Linked DNA regions of Mus musculus: regions 2 and 3 are each linked to region 1. A link is a loop called in an ENCODE intact Hi-C map of the cell type or tissue named here. Cell type or tissue: heart. All regions are shown on one strand.

Region 1 (8,000 bases):
GAACGTAAGTCCTTGGGAAACTCCTCCATGTCTTCTTCCTGGAGACATATGGCCATTCAACACCAGTCTACTGCTAAAATTTGAGGAAACTATTTTTGAGACATCTCTTAGACTTCTGGATAAGGTGTGTTTTTTGTGGGGGAGGTATGTGGGTGGAGACAATGTTTCTCTGGATAACCCTAGCTGTCCTGGGACTATAAATCACACTGGCTTTAACTCAGAGATCCGCCTGCTTCCCTAGTGCTGGAATTAAAGTCATGTGCCCCACTGTCCGGCATCAGTGGTTTTATATTAATTTTTACTATTTAATTGTGAAAAACTACAAACAGAATTCATAGACATTTCTACGTAAGCCGAACAATGATAAAGTGTCTTCTAATAACATGTGTACATGCTTACAGTGTTATAGATTACCGTTAGTAGCCAGCTATGGTGGTGCATACCTTTGATCCCAGCACTCTGGAGGCAAAGGCAGGAGGTATCTTGAGTTCAAGGCCAGCCTGCTTCACAGAGTGAGTTCCAGAACAGCCAGGGCTACACAGAGAAACCCTGCCTGGAAAAACCAAACCAAACCAAACCAAACCAAACCAAACCAAACCAAAAACACAAAACAAAACCAAGGAAAGGTTGCAGATGCCTTCCAGTTCAGGCTGCAGAGTCTGCTCTTGTGAGGGAGGCCTGGCAGCAGGAGCTTTATAGCTGTGGCCGTGGGAAGTTGCCCGTGTTCAGGGCCGGTCTTTCCTCCTCAGTTAAACCTCTCCAGGTAGACTCCCACAGACTTGCTGAGCAGTGTGTCTGAGGTGAATCTAAACCTTGTCAAGTTGACAGTGAAGATTAACCATCATAACCACCCCCATAAATCACTATGTTCCAAAATCCAGTCCTGACAGTCCTTGTAAGAGTAATAATTAACATTAGTTTAGAACTATCTGTTCATTGGAACATATCACATTTCACTGAGCTACCTAAGAATCTGGATAAAGATTCTATAAACAAAACTTTCAATAATAAAATCATCTATTTATCTTAAAGTCACTTCTCAAAACTAAAGAAAAATACAAGCAATCATAAAATGGAAGTAGCCAGGCGTGGTGGTGCACACCTTTAATCCCAGCGCTAGGGAGGCACAGGCAGGTGGATTTCTGAGTTCGAGGTCAGCCTGGTCTACAAAGTGAGTTCCAGGTCAGCCAGGGCTACACAGAGAAACCGTTTCGAAAAACCAAACAAACAAACAAACAAAAAACAAACAAAAACAAACAAACAAAAAAAGGAAGTAAAGTAACTGGAGACACAGAGCTCCTTGTGCCTGGCTGCTTACAGGTGCCAATGAGCAGAGACAGGAATTGAATCTGTGTAGTTTATTCAGACAACCGGAGATCTTTCAAAGGTTGTTACATCTCCTCTCCAGGCAGCAGCTACAGGGAGAAACAGGGCTGGGAAGGAGACCAAGAAGTCCTTTCTGGAGCTTAGTCGTACCTGTCTAGTTAAGTGCTCAGCCTTATTTGGAGGCCTGTGACATCTGTGTCTTTCATTAACATCGCCCACATTCTTCGTCCATTCAGTTCTGTATGGGCTCAGGACCTAACTGAAACCCTGAGCAAAGTAAGTTGGCAGGATATAGAGGGTCACACCTGCAATCCCTACACGTGGGAGGCTGAGGCAGGAAGACCATTCCAAGTTTGAAGCCTTTTGTGTTACATAGCTAGATTCCCTGAAGACAAAGGGAAAAAAGAAAATTGACAAGGATCTAGTGTGTGTCAGTTTCAGTGGCCAGCTTGGCCTACTTTCTCATTAGCACTAACCCTGCGGATTTCTGTTTTCTGTCTTTTTCATTGTAGGACAGCTTATTCTGTGTGGTGGCAGCATTTGGGTGTTTCTACTATTGAATCGTTGGGAAGTGTGACTTCAAGGAACCTTAACTTTTTTATATTGTTAAATTTCCTGACCAAATAAAAACAAGTTGGCACTTTGGTACCTAAAATCTGTTAAGTTGTATATGTTTAAATGGCTTGATTTTATTATGTTATCTCTGCCCTTTCTACATTTGGAAAATATAGAGAAAAAGGGGAAAATTCATTTTAATATGTCAGATGACTAGATACTTGGGTATATTTTCTATTCATTGTTCCTTATAAGATGTAAAAAAATATTTATAAAATAAATTGTGTGTTTTCACCCCTTATGTCATGAATAGTTTTTATGACTTTCATAATAGCTGCATTTATATCATTAGGTTATACCATTTGAATTTTGACCTTTCCTTATCAAGGGGCTAATTTCAAATTTTGCACCATTATAAAAACTTACTTTCTTTGTACTGTTGCTTTCGTTTCTTCTGGCCTGTTATTTGTGCTCAGCTATTGGCTGACTACCCTATGGTTTACACAGCTCACTGCTTAAAGGTATATCCCTTTTGTTTAGTGACAGGGTCTGAGAAATTTCAAGTGTACATGAAAGTAGAGCAAGGAGTTTCAGCCAGGTGGTGCTGTCACACGCCTTTAATCCCAGCACCCAAGAGGCAGAAGCAGGTGGATCTCTGTGAATTATACATTAGCCTGCTCTATACAGAGACACCCTGTCTAGAAAATAACCACCACCATAAAAAGATTCCTAGGTTTCTATGTTAGCTACAGTCTAAACTACTACCTTTGTGATGCCCATCTTCCCCAGAGAGGCCCTTGGTGTCTCCTCCAGCTACGAAGTCCTTTTTTGGGGGCATTTTATCTGCCAAGTCCAAATACCTATTTGAACTTAAGTGTGTGTGCTAGCTTTTAATCATTTTTCTCCTTAGAAGCACCTCAGCAGATGCACAAGTTCACCCATCCTCTTTCCTCTCAGTTATCTTCAAGTAAAAAATGCAAACAAATACATAAAAGTCTACCCCCACCCCCCCCATCTTTCTCCTGTAGAGTTTTCTTCCCACTTGCCTTACAGCTACAGAATTGCACAGGGTGTGGCGGCTAATGACCGCACTCTAGAGTCTGAGGCAGGAGGTCCACTGCAAATTCAAGGCCGGCATGGGACAAATAGTAAGGTCCAGGCCAGTCTCGGCAACAGTAAAGGCCATGTCTGATAGTTACTTTTAATTCCCCTCAAAAAGTCTGGAGAGAGAGTTCAGTGGTTAAGAGTTAAAAGCACTTACTGTTCAATTAAGACTAGAATTAGCCCGGCAGTGGTGGTGCACGCCTTTAATCCCAGCACTGGGGAGGCACAGGCAGGTGGATTTCTGAGTTCGAGGCCAGCCTGGTCTACAGAGTGAGTTCCAGGACAGCCAGGGCTACACAGAGAAACCCTGTCTCGAAAAAACGAAAAAAAAAAAAACAAAAAACAAAAAACAAAAAACCAAAAAACCAAAAAAAACAAAACCCACTAGAGTTCAGGTCCCAGCACCCAGGTATTCACAAAGGCCCGTTAACTCTAGCTCCAAGACATGTCACCCCATTTATGGCCTCCGTGGACACACAAAATCTTAGAAGTGTGTTGTGTGTGTGTGTGTGTGGGGGGGGGGGACTCGGCCAAACAAAATCCCCCAAAAGCTCACCGTAGGAAGTTCGTTCCCTAGACTACAGCCTCCTTGTCTGTGCATTTTTGCCCTCGCCTCTACTCCTGCTCCACTACTTCCCGGGTCGATTTCTAGGCTCGTTTTCTGATGAGTCAACCCAGGTCCGAATAACTGGCAGACAGAGGATGAGCTCAGACCCGAGCTCGCCTGACCGAGCCGGCGGGCTCGAAGTCCTCGGGGAGGTCGGACATCGGAGCCCCAGCCCTGCGGAGAAGGCGAGGGGCAGCGGGCGCAGGGGACGCCGGGAGACCGGCGGCAGGAGGCGCCACACATCCGGAATTCCGAGCCCGCCGACCCCGCGCCTGCCTCCAGCGCTTCGGCTCAGTCACCCCACGCGCCCGGCCCCTCTGGAAGCGGAACTACTCTGTCAGGTTGTGGTTTTCAGGAATGCGGAGGTGGCATTGACAAGAGGGCGGGCGGGAGGCGGGACTTCCGGTCCGCAGTCCGGTCAGATGTTTCCCGGGCGTCTCCCCGCAACCCATTTGACTTCGCTAGTCGGTGACGCGGCGCGGGGAAGGGATCCGAGGGGGACCGGAGCCTGGAGGAGTTGAGGTAAGGAAACTCCGGGTAGTGGGTGCTTTGCGAGGACAAAGGCGGGCTGGGAGCGTGAGGGGGCTGCGACTGAAGAGTGGGCCAGTGACAGCTAGGGAAAGTGTGAAGCAGGAGGCTACTGTGACCGAGGTACAATGACAGCCAAGAGGACTGTGACCCAGGGGTGGCCGCTTGTGAGGGGTCTGTGACCCCCGGAGCAGTAAATGCGAGGGACTCTGACCTCGGAGAGCACGAGGCAGAGGCTGCGACGGGACCATGACCGAGTAAGTATGCAGCAGTGACTACCCGGGGACTGACTGATCGATGGATAGTGACTGAGGGGATTGATCCGAGGGACCATGAAGCAGCGGCTGCGAGGGCGCGCTCACCGACAAGCAGCGACTTTGAGGGCTGACTTGGAGGAGAATGTAAGATCAGGAATTGGGGGTGGTGCTTTGCACTTGTGTTTGTGTACAAAGTGTGAGTGAATGAGCGAGGGACCCACCCGGCACAGGTCTTACGAAGAAACCGCACTGGTGTGAGACCAGACCAGAGTTTGAATTTTACGGGCAAACTTCCGTGGGTGAGAAACTTAGTTCACCACTGAGCTAGTGTCTTCGTCAGTAAGCGGAAAGTTCAGAGTTGGATTATGCCACCCAACTCTGAGTCCCAGTTTACTATTGGGCTGTGAAGACAGTTTAGTTGGATGGCAACTAACTAAATACAGACAACTGGTCTACAATAGAAATCCCCGCTGTGTTCACATAGTAAGGATTTATAAAATAGGTTTCAGGTGTGTTTGCAATGATGCTATAAAGTTAGCTTCCTACATCTTACTACGTATGCAGTAAACGAGCTAAAGTTTGAAAACTGGGTGTGGTGATACACAACTAGAATTCAGACACCCAGGAGGCTGAGACAAGTATTTTCAGTTGGGCTTAAAAATTTTGGTGGACTTAAAGTGTTTTGGTTTTGTTTCTTTGCTCTTGCTTGTGAGTTTGTTTCTTCAAGTCAAGGTGTCTCTATGTAGCCCTGGTTGTCCTGGAACTCCCTCTGTAGACCGGGCTGGCCTTGAACTCAGAGATCTGCCTATTTCTGCCTCACCAGTGCTGGCTCTGAGGCATTAATACAGGATCTCACTATGTATAGCCACTGACCTGGAACCATCTAGACCAGGGTGGCCTTGAACTCACAGAGACTCCTGGCCTCTGCCTCAAGATTAAAGGTGCATGCCACCATGTCTAGCTTTTTGCTGTTGTTGCTTTTTTAGTTTGAGAAGTAGTGGGTTTGGATTATTTGAGGTTTTTCTTTCTGTAATGATTCTATGATTAAGGAACTGCAGAGAAGTAAGTGTAGAGTGAGTTAGGAACTGGGACCTGTGCTGGCCACAGGCTCCAACAGATGGCCTTAACTGGAGAAAGCTATTTGACCGTAATCAAGATAGCTAGTTATGATTGAGGACTAAAACACAATTTTTGTTGGGAGAGCCAAAAGCTATATTGAAATAGGGATGGTGATAGTTATAGAAGCAATAAGGATATAGGCGTTTGTTGTGGAGAAACTGCCAGGAATAGGCATTGAGGAAGGAGAAACTTTGAGGATAACACAGTTTAAGAGCAAAACTGCAAACCCAGAAAACAGTTTGCTAAGAATAAAATAGAAGTAGGGAGAGATAGATCTTCATATTCTATTCAATCTTTATGGTTGGAGAGTCTACAAGTAAATAGGATTGCTATTAAAAAGGTATTGGGTCAGGTGTGGTACCAAATGTCTTTTATTCCAGCACTTGGGAGGTACAGATAGGGATATCTCTGAGCTCAAGGCCAGCCTCAACTGCAAGTGGAGTATCAGGACAGCCAGGATTGCATAGAAAGACTTTGTCTAAAAAAAATTAAAAAAAAAAAGATACTGGGATAGGGCATGGTAGAACATACCTTTAAAGACCAGCCTGCTCTCCATAGTAAGCTTCAGGACAGTCAGGAGAGAGAGAGAGAGAGAGAGAGAGAGAGAGAGAGAGAGAGAGAGAGAGAGAGAGAGAGAGAGAGAATGAATGAGAATGAATATCTCAAAACAAAACAATGGTAACAGGAATTTGAAAGCTAGCTGTGGTTGTATATATCCTATCATTTGAGAAGTTGAGGCTGGAGGATGGTGAATCCTAGGTTAGCCTGGGCTGTTTTAACTTCACTACAGTGTATTAATCTGGTTACCTACCTAATAGCCACCCTTCTCACTGTACACTTTACAATAGGGAATGAAGAGTCAGAAAGGTTCTTAAGTGGAAATTGCTGAGGGTTTGGAGGACTATTCTGGCCTGACCAGTTACACCTTTAGGACTAATGCTTATGTACTTGACACATATTTTACACAACCAGAAGGAACTAGAAGAGAACCTGCTTCAACTTCACTTCTCTAGGGAATTGGCTAGTTTTTCGCTTGTGCTTGTTTGTTTTTGTTTTTAATTTGGGGTTTAAACCAAGGCTGATTTGCCGATTTCTTTCAAAGCAAGCTAGCAAAATGGCTGGGTATGATGGTACAGGCTTGTACGTTCAGCAGCTGGGTGGTAAAGGCATGAGGATCACAAGTTCACGGCCATCCTTGAACTCTTTCCTTGGCTGCATAGAGAGTTTGAGGCCAGCCTCAGTGAGAACCAGTATGGTGACTTTATTGAGAGAGAATGAGCTTATGATTTCTCCTTGTATAAATATGGAGAGTTTGTCGTTCTTGAGGACCTCCTCATAAGGAACATGGTCTCACTGGGTTCCAGGCTGCTTTTCCTGATGTTAACACTAACTCACTCTGATTATGGGAAGGATTATTTCTTTTCTTTTCCAACATAATATTTTTATTTGTTATTTGGGAGTTTCACATAATGAACGCCATCACGTTCACATCCCAGTCTTCCCAATCCAACTGCTACCCTTGTGACCTCCCTGAGAAAAAGGATAGAAAAAAAGGTCAGCTTTGTGTTACCCATAGACTCACTGGAGCATGGTCAAACAACCAGTAGGATTATTCCATATACTTATTTTAGGTTTAGATTTCCTAAATAATTGAATTATTGTTGTTTATGTTTTGAATTTCACTTTCTAGGTAGGTGTACAGCAGGGCATCCTCCCACCCCCACCCCACCTCACTCCTTCTGGTTAACTGTCAGAACCACAAGTTAAAAACTGTATTCGTTTGAGGCTTTCTTCGTTTGAACTAGGGTGAGTGCCAGCGAACGAGGGGAGCCCTCTCCTTCTGGTCTGCAAAGCTGTTACATCACAGCCACAGCTGTTTACTAACCGCTCTTGACACGAGGGCTGCTAAAAATAGGGACATGGGGTTTGCTCTATACTTGAGAAATGAGAAGTGTATGACTCTTAAGAAAGGGGTGGGTTTGGTTTTGTATTTGAGATCTACCTTGAATGTGATTATTTGCTTACTTTATGGTCACAGAACAGGGTTCTTTTTTGTGGTATAATGGAACCTCATGAAGTCTGTTTTCAGAGTAATGTTTTTTCTTTTCTTTTCTCTTTCTTTCTTTCTTTCTTTTTTCTTTTTTTTTTAAATTTAGGTAGGGTTTCTTTGGGTAACCTCCGCTGTCTTGGAACTCGCTCTGTATACCAGGCTGGCCTCCAACTCACAGAGATCCACCTGTCTCTGCCTCCCTAGTGTGGGGATTAAAAGTGTACACTACCACTACTAGGCATGTTTTCCTTTTCCTGATTTTCTTCTCTCTCTCTCTCTCTCTCTCTCTCTCTCTCTCTCTCTCTCTCTCTCTCTCTCTCTCTCTCTCTCTCTCTCTCTCTCTCTCTCTCTCTCTCTTTTTTTTTTGAAGCAGGATTTCACATAGCCTAGGCTGTCTTCCAACTTGCTGAGTAACTGGGAATGACCTTGAACTCCTGATTCTCTTGTCATTACC
Region 2 (8,000 bases), 150 kb before region 1:
GAGCTGTTCAGATCATCGAGAAGGGGAAACAAGCACAGGACCCTGAAAACTCAAGGGCACCCCTAAAAGAGTTGATGCCCCCAGTTAAAGACTAACCTGTTACCTTTGACCCAGCAGTTCCACTCTCGGTCATTTGTATTTTTTTTCCCCCAAGACAGGGTTTCTCTGTACGGCCCTGGCTGTCCTGGAACTCACTCTGTAGACCAGGCTGGCCTTGAACTCAGAAATCCACCTGCCTCTGCCTCCCAAGTGCTGGGATTAAAGGCGTGCGCCACCACTGCCCGGCGGTCATTTGTATTTTAAAAACCAAAAAAATGCATAATTTAATTTTTATAGGCTTATTTTATAGCAAAAGTGGAAGGAACATTAAAGAAATTATGACAAATGGATACAATGTACATTGTGTGTGTAGCCATATTTGAAAAAGAAGCAAATATTTTATAATGAAGTAGAATTTGGGGTGTAGCCCAGAGTACATTTTTTTTTTTTTTTTTTGGTTTTTCGAGACAGGGTTTCTCTGTGTAGTCCTGGCTGTCCTGGAACTCACTCTGTAGACCAGGCTGGCCTCGAACTCAGAAATCAGCCTGCCTCTGCCTCCCGAGTGCTGGGATTAAAGGCGTGCGCCACCACCACCCAGCTACATTTTTTTTTTGTATGTATGAGGCCCTGAGTTCAATCCCTGATACCACCAAATACATAATAAAGAAATTTATATGGAATCATTACTCAGATTTGGTGTTTTATTTATAATGTTATATACAAAAAGGGGCAAAAACAATTTTATACACACACACACACACACACACACACAATTTTTTGTTCACGACATAGTTTCTCTGTGTCTGTAGCCTCAGCTGGCTTTAAACCTGGATATTTGCCTGCCTCTGTTTCCCAAGTGCTGGATAGCCATGGCTGCCCAGCATACCTATAATATCTTCAAAGGATACTGTGTATAAGTTTAGATATATCCACTTCTGCAGTGATACTTAAGTGATGTGGGGTTTTTTTGGGGGGGGTGGGGGTAGAGGACTAAGAATCTAAGAGTCAAAGGGAAAGAAATTGTTTTCACTGGCTAGTAGAACTTCTCTAGACAGGACATGACATCATTGTCTCGAATCAGAGAAGCTGTGATTGGCCACAGCACAGGGTCATGAGATCAGTCCTACTGCCATTTCCTCGTTGATGGAAAAGGGAAATGCTACTTTCCCCTGAGTCTCCAACCCCAGACCTAGGCTGTACATACTCTTGCTCCAGCCACACCTAATCTTCAGGGACGCTAGACTATACAGGAGGTGGGACGCTAGACTGTACAGGAGGTGGGACGCTAGACTGTACAGGAGGTGGGACGCTAGACTGTACAGGAGGTGGGATGCTAGACTGTACAGGAGGTGGGACGCTAGACTGTACAGGAGGTGGGACGCTAGACTGTACAGGAGGTGGGACGCTAGACTGTACAGGAGGTGGGCAGTTGATTGGGGTTCAGAATGCAGTGGTGCAGCTTTGGGGGTCATCCCCACACGGAGGTGGGGATTTTAGATGGTTTGCCTTCAAGTCATCCATGCCTCTGTAAGTAACCCACACCCATGCTCCTGTAAGACCAATGAACTCATTGGTTCACCACGCTGGACTTGGTTGGAATCTCTTCTTTGGTCTGTCTTTGCCCTGTCTAGGCGAAACAGACATTTCTTTATATTTCCCTAGGAAGAGTCAGACTGCTTGCTCAATTTGAACATTTTGAATTTTGAATGCCTTTTGAAGGGCAATTAATCAATTGAAAGCATGAAATAATAGGGGTGGAGAGATGACTCAGTGGCTGAGAGCATGTATAGTTCTTCCAGAGGACCAGAGTTCCACTCCCAGCACCTATGTCAGTGTCTCAGCCACAGCTCCAGGACAGTCTTGCTACTTTCTGCCAAGCTTGTGGGCCTTAAGTCGTTAGAAAGGAAGCTGAAGACCTCAGTGGACTGTGACACAGAAAGAAGTATAAATGCCAAGTTGTCACAGATCTGAGGAACAGAAACCATAACCAAGGCAACTCTTTCTTTTTTTTCTCTCTCTTTTTTTGGTTTGGTTTTTCTGAGACAGGGTTTCTCTGTATAGCCCTGGCTGTCCTGGATCTCACTTTGTAGACCAGGCTGGGATTGAACTCAGAAATCCACCTGCCTCTGCCTCCCGAGTGCTGGGATTAAAGGCGTGTGCCACCACGCCTGGCCACAAGGCAACTCTTATGACAATATTTAATCAGGGCTGGCTTACAAATTGAGAGGTTCAATCCATTATCAAGGTGCCAGAGCATGGCAACATCCAGGCAGGCATGGTGCAGGAGGAGCTGAGAGTTCTACATTTTCATCTGAAGGCTGCTAGCAGAATACTGCTTCCAGGCAGCTAGGATGAGGGTCTTAAAGCCCACACCCATAGTGACTCACCTACTCCAACTGGGCCACACCTTCTAATAGTCCCATTCCCTGGGCCAAGGATATGCAAACCATCACAGACTCCAACTCCAGGTCCTCCTGTTTCTGCCTCTGCCTTTGCTACCTAAATGCCTCAATTACAAGACACACGTGTCCATGCCTAGTTCAGAGGTCCTTCCTTCCTTCCTTCCTTCCTTTTTGAAACAGAGTCTCTTACTAAACTCACTGTATAGACCAGGCTGATCTCTACCTCACAGAGACCCTCCTGCCTCTGCCTGCAATGTTTTGGGAACCAGCTGACCAATTGAGGAAGGGTCTCATATAGCCCAGGTTGACCTGGAACCAGTTATGTAGCCAAGGCTAGTTTATAATAATCCTTTTGTGACTACTTCCCAAATGCTGGGATTGATTATAGAAATGGGTCTCTTGTTGAGTTCTTCAGACTCCACATACCAAACCCAATAGGCATTTACTCATGCTAAAGTCTGGGGTAGAGGGCCCAAGCCAAGCACCCCCAAAACAAGAGGGAAAGCAATAACAGCCAAATCTCTACATTGCTGTTTTAGCCAGTACCATAAGGATATCACCCCCACCTTATTTAACCTTTACAAGGATTCTTTGAAACCACAGGTGTAACTCTTTGTTGCTGCTCTCCTTGAGCGTCACTTGTCTATAAGGCCAATATCTGCTGCTCATTCTATAAAATGCTAGTGTTGCAAATAAATGCTAAGAAAAATCTTTAAGGTAAATTTGTTGTAATTTCTTCTTTTAGCACTAAGAACTTTAGAAAGCTTTGTTAGGAGAAGGGTAGCCTAAAGAATACTGAAAGAATAATTACAAAAATTCCTGTTCGGATCTTGGTTTAGAGAGTTACTTGAGTAAGCAAGATTCTGCAGCCTACAGTAGCCGAGCGACCAAAAGCGGGAGGAGTTGCTACTAGCAGGCTAGGCGGGAACGCAGACGCAGCTCCCGGAAGTCCCGCCCGACTGAGCGGTTCCTTGGGGGAAGACGTGCCGTTTTGGCGGGGAATTGTGACGTCCGTGGAGCCCGGGTACCTGCTCCGGCCGCGGCCAGTAGACCGATTGGCAGGACAGCGGGTGCGAGCGGCTGGGTCTCGGGACCCGGGGGGTACCGCGAGGTGTTCCAGAAGCTGGAGCGTGGGCACTGGAGGGCTGCCTCCACCGCAACGGCGAGACGGAAGTCCCGCGGCGGCCCGAGCCCGGATTCCGGGCGGTACCGGGTGCTCTGGGAGCGGCGGTGCCCGGGCTTCCGGCTCTGGCAAGCCCGGCCGCCTCGCGCGTAGAGGCGGGTCCTCACCGCGTAAGAAGGGGAGCTGGATGAGCGCTTGTGTGGCGCGGGGAGACAGAACCACTCTCCGCCCCGAGGCCGCCGACTCCCGGAGGAACGTTCTTTCATTCCCTTGCTGGACTCAGGGCATAACTGTTGACCTGACATCACAGCTCCTGCTTGTCTCGGGCCCGTGGGAACTCAGGCCTTCTGGATCTCAGTCCGCTGCTGTGTGTGAGAGTAAACACCAAACGGCTCGCTGCTTTTCTCCGTTCTGGGCGTGATTAGGCGAAAGACGACTTTAGTCCCTTTCTGATTTTAACGTTGGGTAGGTCTCATTAGCATATGAAGATGGCTGCACCTAAAACCTCCATCCCTTCCTTAGCCGAATGTCAGTGCGGGATCTGTATGGAAATCCTCCTAGAGCCTGTAACCCTACCTTGCAACCACACGCTCTGTAACCCATGCTTCCAGTCCACTGTTGAAAAGGCCAATCTATGCTGTCCCTTCTGTCGTCGCCGGGTCTCTTCGTGGACTCGGTACCATACCCGAAGAAATTCTCTGGTCAATACAGACCTGTGGGAGATTATTCAAAAACACTATGCAAAGGAATGCAAGCTTAGAATCTCTGGACAAGAATCAAAGGAAATCAGTAAGTAAAATTAAGCATGTTTATTGGGTAAAACGGCCCAAAATCCCTTTGAAAGGGAACCATTTTTGTTTTTGCTTTTCGAGAAAGGGTTCCTCTGTGTTGCCCTGGCTGTCCTGGAACTCACAATGTAGATCAGGCTGGCCTCGAACCCAGAGATCCACCTACCTCTGCTTCCTGAGTTCTGGGATTAAAGGTATGAGCCACCATCGCAGGGCTCGAACCATCATTTTCTAATTTAAAGAAAAAGAAAAAGAAGGCTAAATAGTCTGAATCGTGAGGATTTGTGGTTTTATAAGCCCTGCCCACACATCAGTTAAAGTCAAGGACAGAGTTACATCACGTGTAGTAATGGTCAAGTTGTGTTCATCTGCTGTGAATTAGGGTTTTTTTTTTTTTTTTAACATTTTTTTAGACATGTTTTGAGACACAGTTTTATTACTGTGTAGCATGGGATAGCCTTAGCCTCACAAATACTGGAGTTGCAGGTGTGCTATTACACACCTGTCCTTTATAATGTAGTAGTATTAGTGAGGGTTGCCCTTTATAAGGGCAGAATGGTAAGTATTTTTGTGGACTATATAGTCTACTGAAGACACTTGGTGAGCTCTGCCACTGTAGAACAAAAGCCACCGTAGTCAATACATTAATTTACATTACCCTTTGTAAATGAAGATAGTGCCTGTGTTTCCATAAAACTTTATGAAAAACAAAAAGTGGGGGGGCAGATTTGTCCTGTCAATGAATCATGGCTAAATAGCCCCTGTCTTAGAATATCACTATTACTGTTCTTAAGAACAATTCTTTATCTGTGGAGGTAGCAGAATTAAATAATTGCAGATACTTCGGAAGGGAAAACTTGAGATTTCTTATTTTTTAAAATATGTATTTAGAGTGTGTGAATGTAAGTGCCTCATGTGCATGTGGTGCAGAAGAGGCAGGAGAACTAGAACTGAGTGACAAAGTTATAGGTTGTCATGTGAGTACTTGGAACCAACCAAACCCAGGTACTCTGGAAGAACAGTAAGCATTCTTTTTTTTTTTTGAGACAGGGTTTCTCTGTGTAGCTCACTCTGTAGAGACCAGGCTGGCCTCGAACTCAGAAATCCTTCTGCCTCTGCCTCCCAAGTGCTTGAGTTAAAGGCGAAAATTTAATTTTTTGTAACCCAATTGAAAGATTTTTTTTGAATATATAGTTCTGTTTTCAGGTGGCTCAAATATGAAAAGGAAGGCCCTTCCTCTTAATCGCCTTTGAAATATGAGAACATATTAGTACAAACTTGTAAAATGTATAAAAATAGTAGGACAAAAAGGTAGAAGTGTCCAAGTGACATCAATGGATGGATAAACTAAATGTACATATCTGCAACAGAATATATTGCTCTTTCATTAAATGGAATTGTTAAAGTTGTAATGTGGGATGAAGGCTTTGTTCTAGCTGTCATTACTCAGGTGATTCCATATGGAGAGCATTAACGACATCATTGGATCAGTCCACTGATAAGTTTATCCCAGCTGGGCTGTTAGGTGAGGCCTGTCTGGAGGAAGTATACTGGAAATGCCTGTGACAGGTTTGCTTTTTGACTGCAGTTGAAGTGGGCACCTCTCCTCTACCAAGCTTTTTCACAATCATGTTTCTGCCTTGCACAGGCATAAAACCATAAATGCAAACCTCTGAACGAGCCAAACTAAATCTTTTCTCTCTCAAGTTATTTATGTGATGCATTTTGCCATAGCAAAACACAGGAACACAATTGACAGGTTCCAGATCATGGAAATAAAGAGGTGCAGACCAGCCTAGCCTGAAATCATAACAGTCTACCTGTTTCTTCCTTCAAGCTAGGACAAGAGGCCTGTGTTACTGTAAGACCTGGGGTAGGCCACAAATCCCAGACGAGCCCCCGCATATAAGACCCCCCCCCAAGCTGGGCCTCTGCTCAAGTCCCCGGATGAGCTGGCCGGCACCCCAAAGACTCGAGAGAAAATCACACCTGATGCAAACTGCAAGAGGTTTTATTTTCAGCTAGCTGAGGACGAACTCCACACGCTGAGCAAGGCAGGGGAGTTCAACCCTGAGCGGTAACAGTAGGGGGCTTTTAACAGCTAGCTGAGGAATTGGGAGGAGAGTTCTTCTCTGCCAGGTGTCCTTGGTAAAATTACAATTATAGCATCTCTGGCTGTAAGGCTCAGAAACAAAAAGGCTTTTTGCTGGCTATAGAGAACAAAGAGCTTCTTTCTGACTGTATTTTTAGAGATCAGGGAAAACAAGCTTGGGGGAATGTTTTAGGGGCTTTACCTTTCAGGGAGAAACGCTTTAAGTCAGGGTCTCACATGCCTGGCTCCACCTCATGACTCTTTAAACTATTTTTCTTGGTACTATTGGACTTTAAAATCTTCAATAAATGTCTAAATTGTAGGCATGGGATATAGGTCAGTGGCAGAGTGCTTTGGATTCAATCATACATATACACATATTAGCTTTTAAAAATGTAGAGCCAGGGGCTGGAGAGATGGCTCATCGGTTAAGAGCACTGACTGCTCTTCCGAAGGTCCTGAGTTCAAATCCCAGCAACCACATGGTGGCTCACAACCATCCATAATGAGATCTGATGCCCTCTTCTAGGTGTCTGAAGACAGCTACAATGTACTTAGATATAATAATAAAGAAATCTTTAAAAAAAAAAATGTAGAGCCAGCCCTGGTGGTGGTGCACACTTTTAATCATTGCACTCAGGAGGAGTATCAGTTTCCTAAAGCCAGAATGACAGAGTACCACAAACTATATGACAAAAAAAAAAAAAAAATTTCCTAATAGTTTTGGAGGTCAGAAGTCAAACTGAAACCAAGGCCTTTGACATTCCACACCACTTTCTAGCTTTTTGGTCTCTTCTGTGTGTTAGTGTTATGCCTGATGTATGGTTGTGCGCTGTGTACATGCCTGGTGCCTGCCAAGGCCAAAGAGGATGTTGGATCTCTTGGAGCTAGAGTTAGAGATGGTTGTGAACACCCACCATGCAGGTGCTGGGAATCAAACTCAGGTCCTTTGCAAGAGCAGCCAGTGCTTTTAAAATCCCATCCCCTTCTCTGAATGTCTTAATACCATCTCCCATTTGTGCATGTTTGTCTTTGTGTCCAAATTTGTTCCATATTTACAAGATTACTAGTCATAATTAAAAGATTCACCCCGGGGAGGGGAGGGTATGGGGGACTTTTGAGATAGCATTTGAAATGTAAATGCAGAAGATTCACCCCAGTGACCATAGTTAAATTGATTACCTCCAGATGATCCTGTCTCCAGATAAAATCATATTCTCAAGCACTGAAAAACTACAAAACGTTAGATAAATGGAAAATTCAAAGACCTAGCTGGGAATGGTGGTTTGTGGCTCAATACTTCTAATTACAACAGAGGAATCTGAGGCAGGAGGATCACAAATTAGAGGCTAGACTTTGTCTCAATGTTTAAAAATCAATTTATTCACTCCTTCATTAATCTCTTAGTATATTTTTTGTTTTTGTATTTTCAAGACAGGGTTTCTCTGTATAGCCCTGGCTGTCCTGGAACTCACTTTGTAGACCAGGCTGGCCTTGAACTCAGAAATCTGCCTGCCTCTGCCTCCCGAGTGCTGGGATTAAAGTCATGAGCCACC
Region 3 (8,000 bases), 100 kb before region 1:
AAATACGTCTTTAAAAAAATTAAAAAAAAAAAAAGAGCCAGGAGTGGTGGCACACCCCTTTAATCCCAGTACTTGGGAGGCAGAGGCAGGCGGATTTCTGAGTTCGAGGCCAGCCTGGTCTACAAAGTGAGTTCCAGGACAGCCAGAGCCATACAGAGAAACCCTGTCTCAAAAAAAAAAAAAAAAAAGAAAAAGAAAAAAAAGAAAAAAATATTACTCTCTGTGTGTGTATGTATGCAGGCACTCAGGTATGTAGAGGTCAGAGGACAAGGTGAATTTTTTTTTTAGATTTACTTATTTTATGTGCATGACTGTTTTGTCTGTATGTACATAAGACATGGGTGCCTGGTGCTATGGAGATCAGAAGGTAGTGGATCCCCTAGAACTAGAATTACCGTGTAGTGATCCCCTATGTCACTAACCGGACATAGGTCCAAACCCGGCGTTAGAGGCCAGCTTTGGGAGTTGATTACCTCTTGCTTTATTGAGTCAGGGGCTCTCTCCCATTTCTGTTGTGATAGTACTCCAGACATTAGCGTCTGCTGTTTTTTCTTTCTGCCTCCCATCTTGCTGTAGGAATTCTGTTATTACAAATGTGTGTTTCTGGCTTGATTTTTTCTTTTTTTACACATCAATTTGTGTGTGTGTGTGCATGAGCCAGTGCATTCATATGAGGTTGCACACATGTGTGCATGCATTAGGAACAGAGCATGTATGTGGAAGTCAAGAGACAATATGTGGAGCTGGGTGGTGGTAGCATATACCTTTATTCCTAACACACTGGAGAGGCAAGGACAGGGGCAGGGGCAGGGGCAGGGGCAGGGGCAGGGGCAGGGGCAGGGGGATCTCTGAGTTTGAGACCAGCCCGGTCTACAGAGTTCTAGAGTTCTAGTACAGGCAGGGCTACATAACCTGTCTCAAACAGACCAATAAACAAGGGAAAGAGAGAGAGAGAGAGAGAGAGAGAGAGAGAGAGAGAGAGAGAGAGAGAGAGAAGAAGAAGAAGAAGAAGAAGAAGAAGAAGAAGAAGAAGAAGAAGAGGAGGAGGAGGAGGAGGAGGAGGAGGAGGAGGAGGAGGAGGAGGAGGAGGAGGAGGAGGGGAGGAGGAGGAGGAGGAGAGGAGGAGGAGGAGGAGGAGGGGAGGGGAGGGGAGGGGAGGGGAGGGGAGGGGAGAAGAGGAGAGGAGAGAGACATTTGTGGGAATTGGTTCTCTTTTTCTGTCATGTGGGCTCTGGGGATTGAACTCAGGTCATCAGCCTTGACAGAAAGTGCCTTTATCATCTGAGCCATCTCACTGAAGCCCACACAGCGACTTGGTTCTCTCATTCCTTTGTGGGGACTAGAGATTGAACTCAGATCATCAGACTCATGGAGCAAGCACCATCTTGCTGGTCCTTCTCTTGTTTATATTCTGAATAAAATAGTAAAATAGTCTTCAGCTGTATACTAATGCTTACATTCTTTAAATGCAATTAACAATAACTGTACTGGGGCTGGAGAGATGGCTCAGTGGTTAAGAGCACTGACTGCTCTTCTGAAGGTCTTGAGTTCAAATTCCAGCAACTACATGGTGGCTCACAACCACACATAATGAGATCTGACACCCTCTTCTGGTAAGTCTGAAGACAGCCTACAGTGTACTTATGTATAATAATAAATAAATCTTCGGGCTGGAGAGAGCAGGGACAAAGTGAGTGGAGTTGACTCAGAGCAGAGGTCCTGAAAAATTCAATTCCCAACAACCACATGAAGGCTCACAAACATCTGTACAGCTACAGTGTACTCACATACATAAAATAAATAAATATTTAAAAAAAAGAACACATGAAAAAAATAACTTTTATAGAAACCCACAACTTTATAATTTTGAAAAAAAAAAAAAAAAAAAAGGAGGAGTTTGGGCACAGGTGCCTTGCAGGGATGGACAATACTTTCCTCAGAAGACATGAATTATCAAATGAAAATCTCAGTGCCCGGCATGGAATACTGTTTTACCCGTTATCAGGGAGGCTCCATAGTTAAGAGCACTGACTGCTTTTGCAGAGGACTTGAATTTAGTTCTAAGCACCCACATTGAATAGCTCACAACTGTCTGTAACTCTAATTCTAGGGTATCTGACATTTTCTTTTGGCCTCTGCAGACAATGTACTCATGGAAACAGACCCACACTGGCATACACACATTAAAAAAAAAATTAAATTTTTTTTTTTTTGCTTAAAGCACAACACACGTTGTTTTCAGGACACAGAAAAGCTGGAAGTGACCTGAAGAGTTTCTCCCTGACGGCTTTCATAGGGTGGGAAGGTGCTGTGTATGCTGAGTGTGGAGGGTGGGCTTCAGGATCCACACACAATTAGTGGTGTTATCCAGCAAGGAGCCCTGAGTGCTATAAAACGGATCTGCCAGGCGAGATATCCACTGGGGCATTACTGGTATGAAGGTCATGGGGGAAACCACTTGATTTCTGACTAGAGGCTTGCTTCATGGGGAGGAAAGTATGTAATGTAAACTTGGTCAAAAACTTAGGAAGTCATATAGGGCTTATTGGGGAATCGACTACTGTCGTTTTGCTAAATGAACATATTTTCTTTCTTTTTTTCCAGACAAGAGTTTCTCTGTGTAGCCCTGGCTGTCCTGGAACTCACTGTGTAGAGCAGGCTGGCCTCGAACTCATAGAGATGCAACTGCTCCTTCCTCCTGAGCACTGGGATTAAACACTAGCTGCCACCGACCAGCCTAGATATACTTTCAAACTCCCTTCTAAATACTTATCTATGTACATTAATAAGTTCTGCCCTCAGCCTTGGCCAGAGAAGCTTTCTTTCCACGGTGGTGGCCTAACCAGTGATGAATACAAACACTTGAAACTGGTCAAGCGAGCCGTGTAGTGGCGCACGCCTTTAATCCCAGCACCAGGGAGGCAGAGGCAGGCGGATTTCTGAGTTCGAGGCCACCCTGGTCTACAGAGTGAGTTCCAGGACAGCCAGGGCTACACAGAGAAACCCTATCTCAAAAAAAAAAAAAAAAAAAAAGAAAGAAAGAAAGAAAGAAAAAAAAAAAGAAACTGGTCAAGAACTGAAAGTGACTATTGAGTGCTCAGCCCTAACTGTGGCATCTATGTTAACCTCATCAAGGCTCAGGGAAAGACAAGGAGAGGGCAGAGAGAACATAAGAGTCGGAGGATGGGAGAGGGGCTGTCTCTAGGACATGGCAAGGCTGCTACACTCAAGAACTCACTGCAGTTACGGTTACCCACCCAAGATCAAGCTGGTAAGAGGCAGCCATCCAGGAGGTAGCATTCATGGATTAGGCTCAATGGAGTTGATGTGGGGGTGGGGGCACGTGAAAGTGGGAGGGATGTGTAAGAATGTCCAGGGGAAAATGAGTAAGGAGGTAGAGGTGGATATGATCAAGATACCCGATAAACATATATGAAACCATCAAAGTATAAATAAAAACTATCCTAAATAACTGAAATTGGTCAGGATTTCTATTGTTGTCATGAAACACCTTGGCCATAAAGCAAGTTGGGGAGGAAAGGGTTTATTTGGCTTATACTTCTACATTGCTGTTAACCACTGAAAAAACAGGGCAGGAACCTGGAGGCAGGAGCTGAGGTAGAGGCCATGGAGGGGTGCTGTTAACTGGTTTGCTTCCCATGGTGTGCTAGCCTGCTTGCTTATAAAAGCAGGGACCACCAGTCCAGGCATGGCACCGCCCATAGGCGGGCCCACTTTCACTGGTCACTCACTGAGAAAATACAGCTGGATCTCATGGAGGCTTTTCCTCCCCTGAGGCTCCTTTTTCTCTCACGACTCTAGCTTGTGTCAAGTTGACACACCAGCAATGCAATAAGTATTTAGAATTGTGCAAGTTACACACTATTACCTTATTTAAAAATAAAGTATGAAAACTAAGCTAAATGCCCCTTTCTTTTTTCTTTCTTTTGTTTTTTTAAAGATTTATTTATTTAAATGTAAGTACACTGTAGCTGTCTTCAGACATTCTAGAAAAGGGCATCAGACCTCATTACGGATGGTTGTGAGCCACCATGTAGTTGCTGGGATTTGAACTGAGGACCTTGGGAAGAGCAGTCAGTGCTCTCAACTGCCGAGTCATCTCATCAGCCCTCCTAATGCCCCTTTCATCATGTTTTTTTTTCGAGACAGAGTTTTTCTGTGTAGCCCTGGCTGTCCTTGTCATTCTGTAGACCAAGCTGGCCTCAAACTCAGAAATCCGCCTGCCTCAGTCTCCCAAGTGCTGGGATTAAAGGAATGTGCCACCACTGCCCGGCTCATCAAGTTCTTTTTTAGTTGTAACTATTATCGGTGTTTTCAGGACCACTTTCCAGTGTTCTCTTTATTTTATTTACTGTATCTGCATATATCTTTGTTTAAGGATAAAAAACAACTCCCCCCCCAAAAAACCTCCCGATTTAATATCTTTAGAAAGTAAGAATGAGCCTGGGGGGAGATATACTGAGACATTTGTTGAAGAAAAACAGAGCGAACAATCATTTACTAAAGTCTACTATAGACTGGTTCATTTTTTACTAAGCTATTAACTTACACTTTAGAATTTAAGAAACGTCACATAAAACCAAACAAAATACCTACTTTATGTGAAACCCTGAGCGTTTCATCAAGAGTTTGGTATTTCAGGTCTGAAGATTCTTTGGGATGTTGGGATTCAATGCGGTACTTAGGAGGATATCTCCGGAATTCAGAGAAGGCACCAAATGTTTCAAAGAATAGCTACCAGCCAGCAGCACAGGCTTCAAACCAAAGCGGCGGCTCGCGGAGAGTACGCCTGCGCAAAACGCGCACAGACAGGGAGAGGGCGGAGCTTCGGGCCTGCCAGTGCGCCTGCGCACAGCACGCCGCGGAGTGGGGGAGGGAGCCCCGTGTGTGTCTGTGTTGTTGTTCCGCGGCGGCGGCGGCGGCGGTAAGATGGCTGCCCACGGGGGCTCCGCGGCGTCGTCGGCGCTGAAGGGGTTAATCCAGCAGTTCACCGCCATCACCGGTAAGAGACGCGGTTACGGGAAGGTGAAGAGTCGGCTACGGGGAGGCTGTCGGGGCTGTCCCGGGCTTCGCCTCACCTTGGTGCATTCCTCACTCGGGCTCTCCCCTCAGCTCCTGCCCTCTCCTGAGGCACAGGCGACGACGGCGGCGGCGGCCGGGGTCTGCGGTTCAGGCGGGAGGCAGGTTTCCCCCGCCCCCACCCCGCGCGTGCCCCTCAGTCCCTGGATTCGGTCTCCCCTTATTCCCAGACAGGCCCCCCACGCCCCCAGCCGGTCCAGTACAGGGGATGGGCCGAGCCCGCGGTGCCAGGGGCCCGGGACCTGCGGGCCGGAGGAGTAGGGGGCCGCACCCGGGCCACCGCCCTCTTCCTCCCTCATCACCTCCTCTCGGTATCGTGCTGCCCGCGGACCAGGCGGTGCAGTCCGTTCCCCCCATGCCATCCTCTCTTCCCGGCCAGGTCATCGTCCCTGTCCCTCGGCCCCGGCCTACCCTTCCCCTCGCTGGGCCCCCCCGGAGCCTTGGCGGTGGCCCTGCCGTGTGAGGGCCGTCTCGCTTTAACGGTGAGGCGGGTGGGTTCTGCTGCGCCTTCACACATCCCGGGGGACTTGCCGCCGGGAACAAGGGGTGCGGAGGGGCACCTTAGGGACCGAGGGTTTCACATAGGAATAGGGGGGGGGGGAACCCTGAGCTTAGTGTGTGTGTGAGGCCTAAAGTAATCCTGGGTGGCCTTTCCCACCTCCTCATAATAAAACCAAACATCGAGACGATGGCGCCCGAGTCTTTGCTGATAAAATGGGGATGGCGGCAGAAACTTCTTGCAGAGAAATCTGTTTCTAGGTGTCAGTATCCGTGAAACCTTAGGCCTAGGTTTCTCTTTCCCTTCGGACCCCGACGAAGGGCAAACGCAGGTTCTCTTACCCGCCGGGAGGAAAGACTTTAAGCCATTCTGTGAATGCGCTATGTCTTGTTTCTCTCCGATGGTGCTGAACTTTTTTTGCATGAGTTATTAGAGGGCGGAGCAAATGATGAAGTTCTCTGTGGAGTGATTTGAGAGAACAGTACTCCATGTGCCTGAGTGTGATTTTGCTGTTCTAGTTTGTCATTTTGAAAAGAGGTCAGAAAGTTAGTTCCCCCTCTCAACAGGACTATCCTTTCTTTGATAATAATTTGTTTGATGCGGAGAATATTTCTAGTTTGTGTTCTTTTTTTCTAGTTTGTGTTCTTGAGTCTGACGTGTAAGATCTTTATTTTAACCAATACATGCTATTTGCAGTTTTATAATTGAAGCTAGTTTTATTTTTTGTTCGGCAACGATAATTAAGTGGCTGATGCGTTGTTTTCTGTCTTGTCACATGAAATATGTCAAAGCTGGTAAAACAAGATTTGTAATAAAATTGAGGTGAAAAGTAAGATAACTGAAATGTTGTTAAGCTTTGTGGTGGGGTTATTTTATTTATAATAACATGTGGATTTCCCAGTGCCTTACCAAACCAACATTATGGAAAGAAACTAGATTTCTGTGTATACAAGTTAATACTGCTACATTGCTTGCCTAAAAAAAAAAAAAAAATCTAGTGAGTCACACAGAGAAATATTAATCTTTCTTTGGATTTTATAAATATAGTTTAAGGTCTTACTATTTAACCTTAGGATTTTTGGGCAAGTTACTATTACTTTATTTTCATCTGTGAATTGGAAACTCAATTGTTTTAATCTCACATTATTTCTTCTTCTTCTTCTTTTTTTTTTTTTTCTTTTCTTTTCTTTTTTCTTTTTTGGTTTTTTTGAGACAGGGTTTCTCTGTATAGCCCTGGCTGTCCTGGAACTCACTTTGAAATCCAGGCTGGCCTCAAACTCAGAAATCTGCCTGCCTCTGCCTCCCGAGTGCTGGGATTAAGGCGTGCCACCATGCCCAGCTCTCACATTATTTCTTATGCAACATTTTCAAAATATATACTCAGGACCCAAAATGCCTTGAAATAAATTTAATACTAATTTGTTTGCCAGTTTAGTCTATACATCTTGTTTTTGGCCTAGTCCTCTGTGTTGCTGGATCAGATTGAAGTTCCCTGTAGGTAATGATTTCTGCAAATGTACAGAAGAAAAAAAATCCTTCAGAGTGATGTTTTGTGGTGTCTAGTTACATATATACAAAATTTACACATATAGTCATAATAATTCAAGAGGTAAAAAGATAGAGCAGGTAAAAAAATGAAAGGCAAACACTATTGTGTTTATAAAACGATAAGGGATGTTTGGTGGAGGTGTCGTCAGGTGTGGGGAAGGGGGTGCCTCCGTGGACCCAGGTTGAGGCATCCCTTCACCCTGGGGGACAAGCCAGTATAGTATAGAATAGAGTTTATTCAGGGCATGGGGAGGGGAGTTGAGAGGGTAGTAGAGACAGAGAGAGGGAGAGGGAGGGGGAGAGAGAGGAGGAGGAGAAGAGTAGTAGAGAGGGCAGCCATGAGCACATGGAGAAGGTGGGGGCGGGGGGCAAGGAGAACGAGAAGAGGTAGATCAGAGGACAGAGGGAGAGCAAGAAGGCAAGAGGGCAGAGGGTCAGAGGGGCGAGCAGCCCCTTTTATAGTGAGTCAAGCATACCTGGCCCTTGTAGGATGGATCTTAGACAAAATGCTAAGCACCACAGTGGCACATACTTGTAATTTCAGTACTTGTTCATGGCTGCCCTCCATTGTATAATGAGTTCAAGGGCAGACTGGGCTGCATAAGACCCTTAAGAAAACCAACCAACCAAAAACCAAAAAATAGATAAAAGGTAACCTAGCACCCAAAAAATAAGGATTAATGTAGACTAGAAAATGGGGGCTGCCGGGTGATGGTGGCGCACCCCTTTAATCCCAGCCCTTGGGAGGCAGAGTCAGGCAGATTTCTGAGTTCAAGGCCACATCAGTTTGCTAAACTGTCAGACCCTATCTCAAAAACGACATCTCACCTGTGGTGGCACATGACTTTAATCC

Evidence for each region. A loop is a pair of places that touch in the nucleus more often than their neighbours do. Peaks named below come from ENCODE experiments on the same cell type or tissue, not always from the same donor. Only the 100,000 strongest peaks of a DNase experiment are listed, where the experiment ranks them.
Region 2: it touches region 1 in a loop (5-fold over the local background); 3 of 42 quality-filtered maps call a loop at or near these places.
Region 3: a loop joins it to region 1, with 2.1 times the contacts of the local background. A loop is called at or near these places in 8 of 42 quality-filtered maps.

The regions. Positions count from the first base shown.
Region 1 is chr16:32,426,918-32,434,917 of GRCm38, forward strand. Tctex1d2 (Tctex1 domain containing 2) reads left to right here. Exons shown (of 5, transcript NM_025329.4): 4 at 1-4; 5 at 1,839-2,182. The coding sequence ends at 1,886. It overlaps Pcyt1a (phosphate cytidylyltransferase 1, choline, alpha isoform), which reads left to right and starts at 4,004. Exons shown (of 9, transcript NM_009981.4): 1 at 4,004-4,114. In heart, a CTCF peak has its summit at 3,838; DNase peaks (open chromatin) are centred at 3,964 and 7,364; H3K4me3 peaks cover 2,569 bases; H3K27ac peaks cover 2,030 bases.
Region 2 is chr16:32,274,063-32,282,062 of GRCm38, forward strand. Smco1 (single-pass membrane protein with coiled-coil domains 1) reads left to right here. Exons shown (of 3, transcript NM_183283.3): 3 at 1-719. The coding sequence ends at 95. It overlaps Rnf168 (ring finger protein 168), which reads left to right and starts at 3,399. Exons shown (of 6, transcript NM_027355.2): 1 at 3,399-4,353. The coding sequence starts at 4,047. In heart, no CTCF peak of the experiment used is centred here; a DNase peak (open chromatin) is centred at 3,429; H3K4me3 peaks cover 3,372 bases; H3K27ac peaks cover 2,070 bases.
Region 3 is chr16:32,327,338-32,335,337 of GRCm38, forward strand. Ubxn7 (UBX domain protein 7) reads left to right here and starts at 4,915. Exons shown (of 11, transcript NM_177633.4): 1 at 4,915-5,023. The coding sequence starts at 4,951. In heart, no CTCF peak of the experiment used is centred here; DNase peaks (open chromatin) are centred at 4,874 and 5,464; H3K4me3 peaks cover 2,679 bases; H3K27ac peaks cover 2,304 bases.